Regions from separate parts of the Homo sapiens genome. Here region 1 is linked to region 2. Evidence: read pairs that join two places in POLR2A ChIA-PET (ENCODE). Cell type or tissue: endothelial cell of umbilical vein. All regions are shown on one strand. Links, peaks and the distances in the headings refer to the core of each region. The heading gives the core; the rest is flanking DNA.

Region 1 (5,403 bases), core at 443-4,442, 510 kb after region 2:
AGATGCTGATAGTGATATGGACAATGAAGTCCAGGCTAAGGTGATCTCAGATGAAGATGAGGGACTTGTTGGGAACTGGAGTAAAGGTCACTCTTACTATGCAAAGAGACTGGCAGCATTTTGCCCCTGCCCTAGAGATCTGTGGAACTTTGAACTTGAGAGAGATGATTTAGGGTATTTGACAGAAGAAATTTCTAAGCAGCAAAGTGTTCAAGAGGAAGCAGAGCATAAAAGTTTGGAAAATTTGCAGCCTGATGATGTGATAGAAAAGAAATACTCATTTTCTGGGGAGAAATTCAAGCCTGCTGTGTAAATTTGCATAAGTAATGAGGAGCCAAATGTTATTCACCAAGATAATGGGGCAAACCATCTCCAGGGGATGTCAGAGACCTTCATAGCAGCCCCTCCTATCATAGGCCTGGAGCACTAGGAGGGAAAAATGGTTTCCTGGGCTGGGCCCAGGGCGCCCCCTGCTGTATGCAGCCTCATAGCATGGTGCTCTGTGTCCCAGTTGCTTCGGCTCCAGCTGTGGCTAAAAGGGGCCAACGTACAGCTCAGGCATTTGCTTCAGAGGGTGCAAGCTCCAAGCCTTGGTGGTTTCCATTTGGTGTTGAGCCTGTGGGTGCACAGAAGTCAAGAATAGAGGTTTGAGAACCTCTGCCTAGATTTCAGAGGATGTATGGAAATGCCTGGATGTCCAGCCAAAAGTTTGCTGCAGGGGTGGAGCCTTCATGGAGAACCTCTGCTAAGGCAGTGCAGAAGGGAAATGTGGGGTTGGAGCCCCCACACAGAGTCCCTACTGGGACACTGCATAGTGGAGCTGTGAGAAGAGGGCCATTGTCTTCCAGACCCCAGAATGGTAGATCCACTGACACCTTGCACTGTGCATCTGGAAAAGCCACAGACACTCAATGCCAGCCCATGAAAGCAGCCAGGGAGCAGGGGAGCTGTACCCTGCAAAGCCACAGGGGCAGAGCTGCCCAAGGCTGTGGGAGCCCATCTCTTGCATCAGCATGACCTGGATGTGAGACATGGAGTAAAAGGACATAATTTTGAAACTTTAAGTTTTAATCACTGCCCTATTGGATGTCGGACTTGCATGGGGCCTATAGCCCCTTTGTTTTGCCCAATTTCTCTCATTTGGAATGGGTGTATTTACCCAATGTCTGTAACCCCATTGTATCTAGGACATAACTAACTTGCTTTTGATTTTACAGGCTCATAGGTGGAAGGGACTTGCCTTGTCTTAGATTAAGCCTTTGGACTTGGACTTTTGAGTTAATGCTGGAATGAGTTAAGACTTTGGGGGACTGTTGGAAGGGCATGACTGTGTTTTGAAATATGAGGACATGAGATTTTGGAGGGGCCAGGGGTAGAATGATGTGGTTTGGCTGTGTCCCCACCCAAATCTCATATTGCATTATAGTTCCCATAATCCCCATGTGTCATGGGAGGGACACTGTGGAAGGCAATTTAATCATGGGAGCAGTTACCTTCATGCTATTCTCATGATAGTGAGTGAGTTCTCATGAGATCTGATGGTTTTATAAGGGACTTTCCCCCCTTTTGCTTGGCACTTCTCCTTGCTGCTGCCATGTGAAGAAGAACGTGTTTGTGTCCCTTTCTGCCATAACTGTAAGTTTCCTGATTTTAAGTTTCCCAGCCATGCTGAACTGTGAGTCAATTAAACTTCTTTCCTTTATAAATAACCCAGTCCTGGATATGTCTTTATTAGCAGCATGAGAATGGACTAATGCAACTCCCAAATGCAGTTATTTGTCCAGGACCTTAAATAATGTTGCAATTTTCAAAAACTACTTCAAAGTTACCTTGGAAAAAAATAGTAATGGGCAGAGCTTCCTTCTCATGCTTCCATTTCATTAAGCATGAAAATAGAAATATAAGAAGTGCTAAGAGAAATTACCTGCCCATTTTATTGAAGGTTTCCCTCCCCCAGGATGGCATCTAATTGCTTCTTGAATAGTTCTAGTGAGTTGCTTTTAAAAATGTGTCTTTTTGTTTCTAAAAGCATTTTCCATATCTATGACTTGGAAGGATATGAGGTTACATCAAATTTATACTTGCTCTTTGGCTTAAAATACATGCTTTGTATACAACAGACTAACATACATTGGAGCAAATAACAGGTCCCAAATCAGAAAGAACTCAAGCACTTTATCACTACACCTTGTTGTTAGCTGCCTTGGACCCTGGGTAATTTCTCTTAAGGGAGAAAACGTTGGAGCTGCAAGACATAGGATTAATTACTTTAACCTACTTCTATTTACGAATGTACAATTCCTGTGGATCAGTCTCAAGCTCACTGCTTCTGAATAACAAAACAGCATAATTTAGGCTCACCCACTAAGGTCCTGTCCTCATTACTGCAAACTAGACCCAGAACAATCTCTTTCCTAATGATGGCCCTTTTCTGGCCATTTTGGCATTATTTCAAGATCATATTAAGACAGTTTTTCAGTAACTACCAAAAGACAATTATTATTTCAAAAATTAGAGCAATAAGAGCATATCAAACTCTTCAAAGGAAAGAAACCCTAGAATATATAGCTACTGAAGATATAAATTAGTGAGTACATGAAAGTGACAAGGAAAACAATTCTCCAGCCAAGAAGAAAATGAGTTGACTCTCATCTTATGTGACATGTGTTTTCACTCCTTTTGCCTGAACAATAGCCAGCATCAGCAGAATCCAGATTTTATTGTGACCACTGGAAAATGCTTCTTTCCCTGAAAAGTATGGGAAAGATATGTAAGGAAACGGAATTTAAGAAAAAGTGTAATGGGAAAGTGGGGTGGGAGAATTTGAAGTCCCAAGGCTCTACCAAATAAAGAAGCCTTCTCAACCCTAAACTGTCAAGTGGTAGGTTTGGCAGCAAGTCCCCACTCTGTAGGACCTTTTGCTGAAGTCCCAAGTTCCATCAGGAGTAAATAATTTCTTTTGGTTGGGGGATTGTCCCTTATTCAAATGTAAGTCCCCTAAAGGATTAAACTCAAAAGTTGTCATTCCTAGAGGAATTAAGTTACTAGGCACTTCCCAGCAAGGTGGAGAGTGAAAAGAAGACAGAAAGGGATGAAAAGGAGGCTTTGGAGGGTGCTAAAACAAACTGAGAAACTGAATGGTGAAAGATTCTTCTTCCTGTAGGCTATGAAGAAAAGGTCTAACTTTATAGCAGAAACCAAATGTTTCAAAAGAGCAAGTGCATTTTGGATGGGAGAGGGGGCATGCGAGCAAAGGGAGAGTTGTGGAGGGGTATGGGTGCACACAAAGACAATGCAGCCTTGGGAGCTGTTTTTATATTAAACAAGATTAGATATGTGTACATATGTGTTGGGGTGAGGGTGCGGTGGGGTTTGGGTTCCAGAAGGAATGGCTGGAGAGTTAACATTCCATGTGGCCATGTGGTTAGTTAGAAGCCTAAACTCTTTTTGAGGCCAAAGCATGTTGAGTTGTAGTTCTCTATACTTTGTGCTTTGTATGCTAGTATGAGGAAAAGCTTTACCAACTGTAACCCAGTTGTTCGTTGACTCACGAACTTCCAGCTGCGTAGAAGCAGAGTCTCAGCCTTGCAACCTGCAAATGTTCCCCAGTTATTTCTGAGAGTCCCCAGAGGAGTGCTTCATATGTGCCTATAAACTAATCGATTGGTTAGTCCCACTGAGTGGAGTCTTCTATATTTTTCTTCTGTTCCCATCTGTCTATATCCTCTCCCCTTAAAATATCCTTTAGGGACTTCACTGCTGTTATAGACCATAATGATAAGGCCATTGTCTATGTCAAAGATGTTCCTCATCTTCTGCCTCTAGCTTCCTTTCTATATAGGAGCATCAAAGCCAGTCCAAAGAACACAGTGCAAATGGAGCTCATTCCAGCTCTTTGGGTCTTTCACTATAGTCCTCCCCAGCACCCCTCTCCCAATCAAACCTTTTTCTTTCTTTAACCAATTGCAAAACAAAAGCCCTGCACATATGACTGGAAGCCATTCCCTGTATTTTGGGCAAAAGTGAGCATACAAATGTATGTGTATTCATGGGTAGGTGTGGGTGAAGATGTGATGGAGTGTGAAGGAGAGGTAAAGATGCCAGTGAGTAGGTGCCACCCATTTCTTTGATGGCCTGATTATTCCAAATAAGCAGACTGGAATGGATGGATAATTACTGGGTCCTCCATCACAGCAGGGGAACAGCTTCCACATATTCATCTACAATTGGATTGTTACCAGTGGAAGTATCCGAGTTACCAGTGGCGAATCTGTATGGGTCTGCGGCAACTTTAATTTTTGCCACTTCAGAAGAAAGAATTCGACTGAGGGTCAAAAGGCAGAAAAAGAGAACAAGGTCAATTTCAGAGCAGGTGTGGATGTTTATTTAAAAAGGCTTTAGAACAGGAAAGAAAGGAAGGTACGCTTGGAAGAGACCCAAGCAGGCACATGAAGGTTAAGTGCCTGAAGGTCAAGTGCCCTGTTTAACTGTGATCCTAGGGCTTTATAGGCTCGCCTCTTTCCCATGCTTCTTCCCTTAGGGTGGGCTGCCCACGTGCGCAGTGCCCTCCCTATCCTTGGGAAGTGAGCACGCGCAGTGTGTTTAGGAAGTTGTACACATGCCCACCTACCTGAGGCTTCCTTCCCTTTTCCGGTGGAGTGTCTCTGGAAGGTCATACGTCACCATTTTATCTCTTTACGCACATGCCTAGGAAGTAGTTTACCCCTGGTGCCTGCATTCAATTAACAATTTAATGTTAGCAGCTGTGGATCATCAGGAGATTGTCTCTTCCTTGCATCCTGGTACCCGCTGCTGAATTATCATTTTTAGAGAGGCAATGTGATAATTGTCGGACCATCACCTGACATTCCTAGTGGGTAGGGGGGAAGAGCCCTCTCCTGCCCTGCCCCGCTCATGCCTATCTAATTACCTGTAACAGGATGGCTCAGGTTAATCAGGGAGATGGTGGTCAGGAAATACCAGCATTTTCACCTTCCTTCGGTTTGTTGTTTAAAGTAGCTCAGGTCTTTTGTGAGCCAGGCTTTCTGTGCCCCCTCCCCAAATGTTAGAAATTATCTTTGTTGAATAGAAAGACATAAGCAAGATTAACATTGACTTTTCAGTCAAATTTGAAGATCTGAAAATTTCCAACAGCTTCTGTGTTTTCTAGATGAGGAAAATGAAGCCCAGACTTTTCCCTATCTTTTTTTTTTTTCTTTTTTTTTTAGACTGAGTGTTGCTCTGTTGCCCAGGCTGGAGTGCAGGCTGGAGTGCAGTGGCAAAATCTCAGCTCAGTGCAACCTCCACCTCCCAGATACAAGCGATTCTCATGCCTCAGCCTCCCGAGTAGCTGAGATTACAAGCACATGCCACCATGCCTGACTAATTTTTGTATTTTTAGTA
Region 2 (5,403 bases), core at 972-4,971:
TCCAGCCTGTGGGATAGGGCGAGACTACGTCAAAAAAAAAAAAAAAAAAAAAAGAAAGAAATTTTATCAATTTATCCTGCTTGAAGTCTTTCAGCGCTTTCTCACTACACTTAAGGTGAAACCCAAATTCCTTACGGTGTCCTACAAGACCCTACCTACCTCTCAAACTTCATCTCAAATTTTTTTTTAAAATCCATTATTTTGTTAGTAGACAAAACTACATAAAGTATAATAAATTTATGACATGATAATGCCCAGATAACTAATCAAGACTTGCTTTATTTAGGGACTGCTTTCAGTAGTGAGGAACTTAAAAACATAGTACAATTATATTATCTAATTGCTTTAGTTTGTATTGCCAATTTCTTATTTCAGGGCATATAGTAATCCTATTAATATCCACAGTTAATGAATAAGGAAAATACAACCATAGGCTTACTATATCCTTTGAAGCATCTTTTGTCTGACCTATAACCCTATTACCCAGGAGAAATATTGCTAATCCAGGCAACACTAATGTGGAATGGACTCTAATGGCTTCAGGACTATGACCTCAGCACTGATCTCAACAACCTGCATTCAGTTTGGGTGAAAATTCGTGGCTTTGTATATGTTACATACCTGTGGACTTCATGCATTAAACTTGTTCCTCAAAAACTCTGTGAAGTGCAAGAATCTGCATATAGTCCTATTAATTTCCCTGAAGAGTTCAGGAATAAAGTTAATGAAAAATTTACCCATGATCACAAAAATTACACTCAACAAGGCTAACATTATTTTAATACAGCATTATAGCTTTATGGAAACACTATTTATGTGTACTTAATTCTTGCCAAATAGTAATGTGGAAGACAGTATCTATTCAAATGGTTCATCAATCTGTATGATCTTTTCACAACTTATTGAAGATACCATTTACCAGAAGTAAGGGTATATATTAGTAAAGTTTTCTTTTTCCTTTTTTTTTCATTTTCATTTTTTTTTTTTTTTTTGAGATGGAGTCTCGCTCTATCGCCCAGGCTGGAGTGCAGTGGCACAATCTCGGCTCCCTGCAAGCTCCACCTCCCGGGTTCACGCCATTCTCCTGCCTCAGCCTCCCGAGTAGCTGGGACTACAGGTGCCCGCAACCACGCCCGGCTAATTTTTTGTATTTTTAGTAGAGATGGGGTTTCACCATGTTAGCCAGGATGGTCTCGATCTCCTGACCTCGTGATCCACCCGCCTCGGCCTCCCAAAGTGCTGGGATTACAGGCGTGAACCACCGCGCCCGGCGTGTAAAGTTTTCATTAAGTGATTGCTCAGATAAAAGCATTTGTGAATGCTTATTCAAGAAGCAGGTAGTCGTCTTGTTGTGAAACAGTGTTCATTTATCGCATCTAGTTTGTCAAAACATTGTTTGACAGTATTGAATATAAATTGTTTTCTACCTGTTTGTTCTTCGTGACCTTTTTGCAGTACTATTTACTCAATTATTGTAGTTCACAACTAAACACACCTATAAACATATACTCAAAATTCCAAATTTTACAGACTAGTAATTTCAGATTTCTTAAACTAGGATTTTCTTCTTTCTAGTTTTAGTCAACACGTCTACATTCTTCATAGCCCTTGCTTTTCCATGATTTTACTAATTTATTTTAAGCCTTTCTATTGTTATATTAAGTAGCCTCCTTTGACAACCTACACTTTTATCATTAGTGTTCTAGTTCCAAGGTTAAAGAAGAATGCATTACATAGATTGGACAAGTGAAGACATTAGTATGGGATTGTCATAAAGGATTTATCAGCATTTGAAGCTCCTGACAAGCTTTTTTTTTTTTAATTTAGAAGAATGCCATTCCAGCCATTTAAATAAAATCTCCAGGAGAAGACTATTCAGGTTAGACCAATATCAAGTCGAAAAGACTTGACCTATTAAAATTATTCCAGTTTGAGTTGTAGGTGGGTGGGGCATCTTTTATTACAAAACAACCAAATGAGTTTTTAAAAAGATTTTTCTTTTTCTTTTTTCTATTTTTTTTTTTGAGACAAGAGTCTCTCTCGCTCTGTCGCCCAGGCTGGACTGCAGTGGCGCCATCTTGGCTCACTGCAAGCTCCACCTCCCGGGTTCGCGCCATTCTCTTGCCTCAGCCTCCCCAGTAGCTGGTACCACAGGCGCCTGCCACCGCGCCTGGCTAATTTTTTGTATTTTTAGTAGAGACGGAGTTTCACCTTGTTAGCCAGGATGGTCTCCATCTCCTGACCTCGTGATCCACCCGCCTCGGCCTCCCAAAGTGCTGGGATTACAGGCGTGAGCCACCGCGCCCGGCCCGCAAAAAAAGATTTTTCTTGACGAGAACAAACCATTCCACCAAGACTTTATCCAGCATTGCTTTATTACTTCCTAGTCCTGGCCTTGAGCTAAGACTGTCAAGAAAGGTAGGAGATTTCAGTTTGTTTTTTAGCCTTTGATTTAAAAAATCACGCATAGTATTTGCTGCAGGCAGAATAACACTTGCAGAAGAGACAGCAGGGGAAGGGACTGGGATTCTTCAAGGGGCAGCTTGACTGTCTGTCCACTACTGTTGGTTTGGTGCTCAGGCTTCAGAATTTTCTTATTGCAAATTATTACTTAGACAGTTTCAAACTTTCCCTTCCTCCTTGTTTTCTTTTTGTTAGAAGTCTCTCTTTATTTTTTCAAACATGCAGTCAGACTGAGGTTTTCAGGCTGAGAACTTGTGCAAATGTATGAACTCAGACATTGAAGTGTACTTAGCGAAGTTTTAAGAGTTAAATCATAGAATGCAGCTTTCATGTTTTCTTACTGGATTTCCTCTGCTATCAGCATCAGTTCAGACCACATTATGAATCCAGTTGAGAAAAACTGCACTTTCTTCCCAAGGGCACATGTTAGAGGAGTAAATGATGGTACTTAAGAACACATATTTAGAATGCACATTTTTAAGTTTTATGGAATAAGAATTCTAGTTGTGTTTTCTGTGAAGGTGACTTTTTAACAGGTTTTTTTTTTTTTTCCCCCTAAGAATGAGTCATTTTCTCACATTTTTCTTCATTATAGGGATTTTTTATTTGGGTACCATTTACCGTTTATTTTCTTTAAAGGCCAAAGAAGCTCACAGTGATGAGCTTTTGCTATTGTTACTGTATAAACACATTTGCTTCATTTCCAGGTACAGCGTTCATGTAAAATGAAACTACCTTATAAATGCACTTGAGAAAGAATGCAACAGTGTCTATTGTTCAGGATGCTTGTAATGTTCCTTTTCTTTTTTACATATGCTTTCCGGATGAGTCACTTTAATGGTATGCCGTTCCGCTGATAGTAATTCTTCAACTAAATATATTCAGTTAAGGAAAATTACAGGGTACTTATATAATCATGTTTGGGCCTATTCACATATAGACTTGCAAGAGTAAATTCTTACTTGGTCTTTCTTAGAGCAAAGATGTAAGAAGTGCTCCGTTAATTTGTCAATGGTTACAATGAATAGAAACATTTAATTCAGAAAAAAATCCACAAATTCCTGGAAATGCTTTTATATTTACATAGAATTACACATTCTTAATATGGTCTAGACAGTGTCACTGGAATACTGTGATTTTTTTTCTTGCATGCATATCTGTTCTCTTATATACTGTGTAATTGAAGAGTCCTTCCGTTCAAACTCTTGCTTAAAATATGTATCTTATACTTTACCTTAGGATTATGTATTAGAGAAAGTCTGTCATTTAAAATGTTTTGAATGAGGATCAGGCCACTATCATATATTTGCTTGAAGCCAGGGAAAAAGTATATGTATATTTTTCAACTGAAGCAAGTAGATAAATAAGATATGTGAGGAAAGTTTCTCCTACATATAACTCAAGAGAGTACACTAAGCTTAAAAGGTTATTTATGGAGTACAAGGAAGAAAGCTATAATAAAGAACCCGATAGCTATAATTTAATTTTTTAGTGTTATAATTCAGATTCAGTAATTCAGTAGCAGATTTAAAAAATGAAATGAGAGAAAAAAAATTAAAGTGCTACCAGACTGACTAATCAGTCATTGAAAATGCCTGTAGTGGGAATTTACTCAGATAGAAAATGTTTGCACTGTCATTAAAGACCCCCTAGTTTATATTAGTGAACTAATATAATGACAGGCACAAAAATATACCCTGAGGCTGAGGCTGTGCAAAGGCAAGCATTTCTAACCCACTCTGGTACTTAAATATTCTTGGCACTACAGGTACCATCATCACCCTGCAACCTCTAGTAAAAATCTCTCTCTCTCTCTCTCTCTCTCTTTCTCTCTCTCTCTTTCTCACACACACACACGCACACGCACATGCACCCCCTACCTGAGAAATATTAGAAGTAGTGTAGGCAAAGACCTAGTTAAATATTTAAATAATCATAATATTAATTGATTGCCAACTCTTAAGATTGAGGCAAATGTGTTCAAGGCAATTAATGAGGCAGGTAAACACATATTAATTCTTTTCTAATACTTTTTTTTTGTCTGTTACCTTTTAGACAAGTCTAGAAAGCCAAAGTGATGAACTTTTAAATGCCAAGGAAATACAGACTATTGCATGGGTTTTAATTTCCAGAAATATTATTTAAATTTGGAACTTGCTAATAAGTCTGATAAATTGGCTGTTAGTTAGTGTAATTGTCACTAGTTCCCAAACCTAAAATTCCATGTACCCTGTAAAATCTAAACACAGAAAACACAATCTAAATTTAGTTCTCTTTATTAAAAAAAGACCAGCTGGGCGCTGTGGCTCGCGCCTGTAATCCCAGCACTTTGGGAGGCCGAGGAGGGTGGATCACGAGGTCAGGAGATCGAGACCATCCTGGCTAACACAGTGAAACCCCGTCTCTACTAAAAATACAAAAAGTTAGCCGGGCGTGGTGGCGGGCGCCTGTAGTCCCAGCTACTCAGGAGGCTGAGGCAGGAGAATGGCGTGAACCTGGGAAGCAGAGCTTGTAGTGAGCCGAGATTGTACCACTGCATTCCAGCCTGGGCAACAGAGCAAGACTGCATCTCAAAAAAAAAAAAAAAGACCAATATTACGTTAAATTAGGCCATAGTAGGGATAGCAGGTTGGAAATGTCTGCATTTTTTTCCCGTAGATTACATCTAAATAGTTGTTTAATTCGTGGTAGCATGTATACAGTGGGAATGTGTATGTTGGAAGGTAGGGTGTAGGAAAGAGGATAGTGAAATATAAAATGAATATTTATGTACTAGGTATAATAATAAGTACTTTATCAAATCATTTAACCTAAATGACTACCCTTTAAGGAAGATATTATCATCATCATTTTGCAAATCAGGAAATGAAGGCCTAGAGAAGCTAAGTCATTGGCTTAAGATAACCTAACTAGTAATATGTATGGCTGAGATTAGAACCT

The links. ChIA-PET counts read pairs that join two places held together with the same protein. Peaks named below come from ENCODE experiments on the same cell type or tissue, not always from the same donor. Only the 100,000 strongest peaks of a DNase experiment are listed, where the experiment ranks them.
Region 1: POLR2A ChIA-PET joins it to region 2 with 7 read pairs; 2 of 35 experiments call an interaction of 5 or more read pairs at or near these places.

Annotation. Positions count from the first base shown.
Region 1 is chrX:97,742,725-97,748,127 of GRCh38, forward strand. No RefSeq gene overlaps it. Among named protein-coding and RNA genes, the nearest start is that of ERVFC1, 96 kb to the right of the region's middle. In endothelial cell of umbilical vein, for the core only: no CTCF peak of the experiment used is centred there; no DNase peak of the experiment used is centred there.
Region 2 is chrX:97,235,571-97,240,973 of GRCh38, forward strand. All of the region lies in intron 22 of DIAPH2 (diaphanous related formin 2), which reads left to right. Among named protein-coding and RNA genes, the nearest start is that of DIAPH2-AS1, 330 kb to the right of the region's middle. In endothelial cell of umbilical vein, for the core only: no CTCF peak of the experiment used is centred there; a DNase peak (open chromatin) is centred at 3,301; H3K27ac peaks cover 1,624 bases.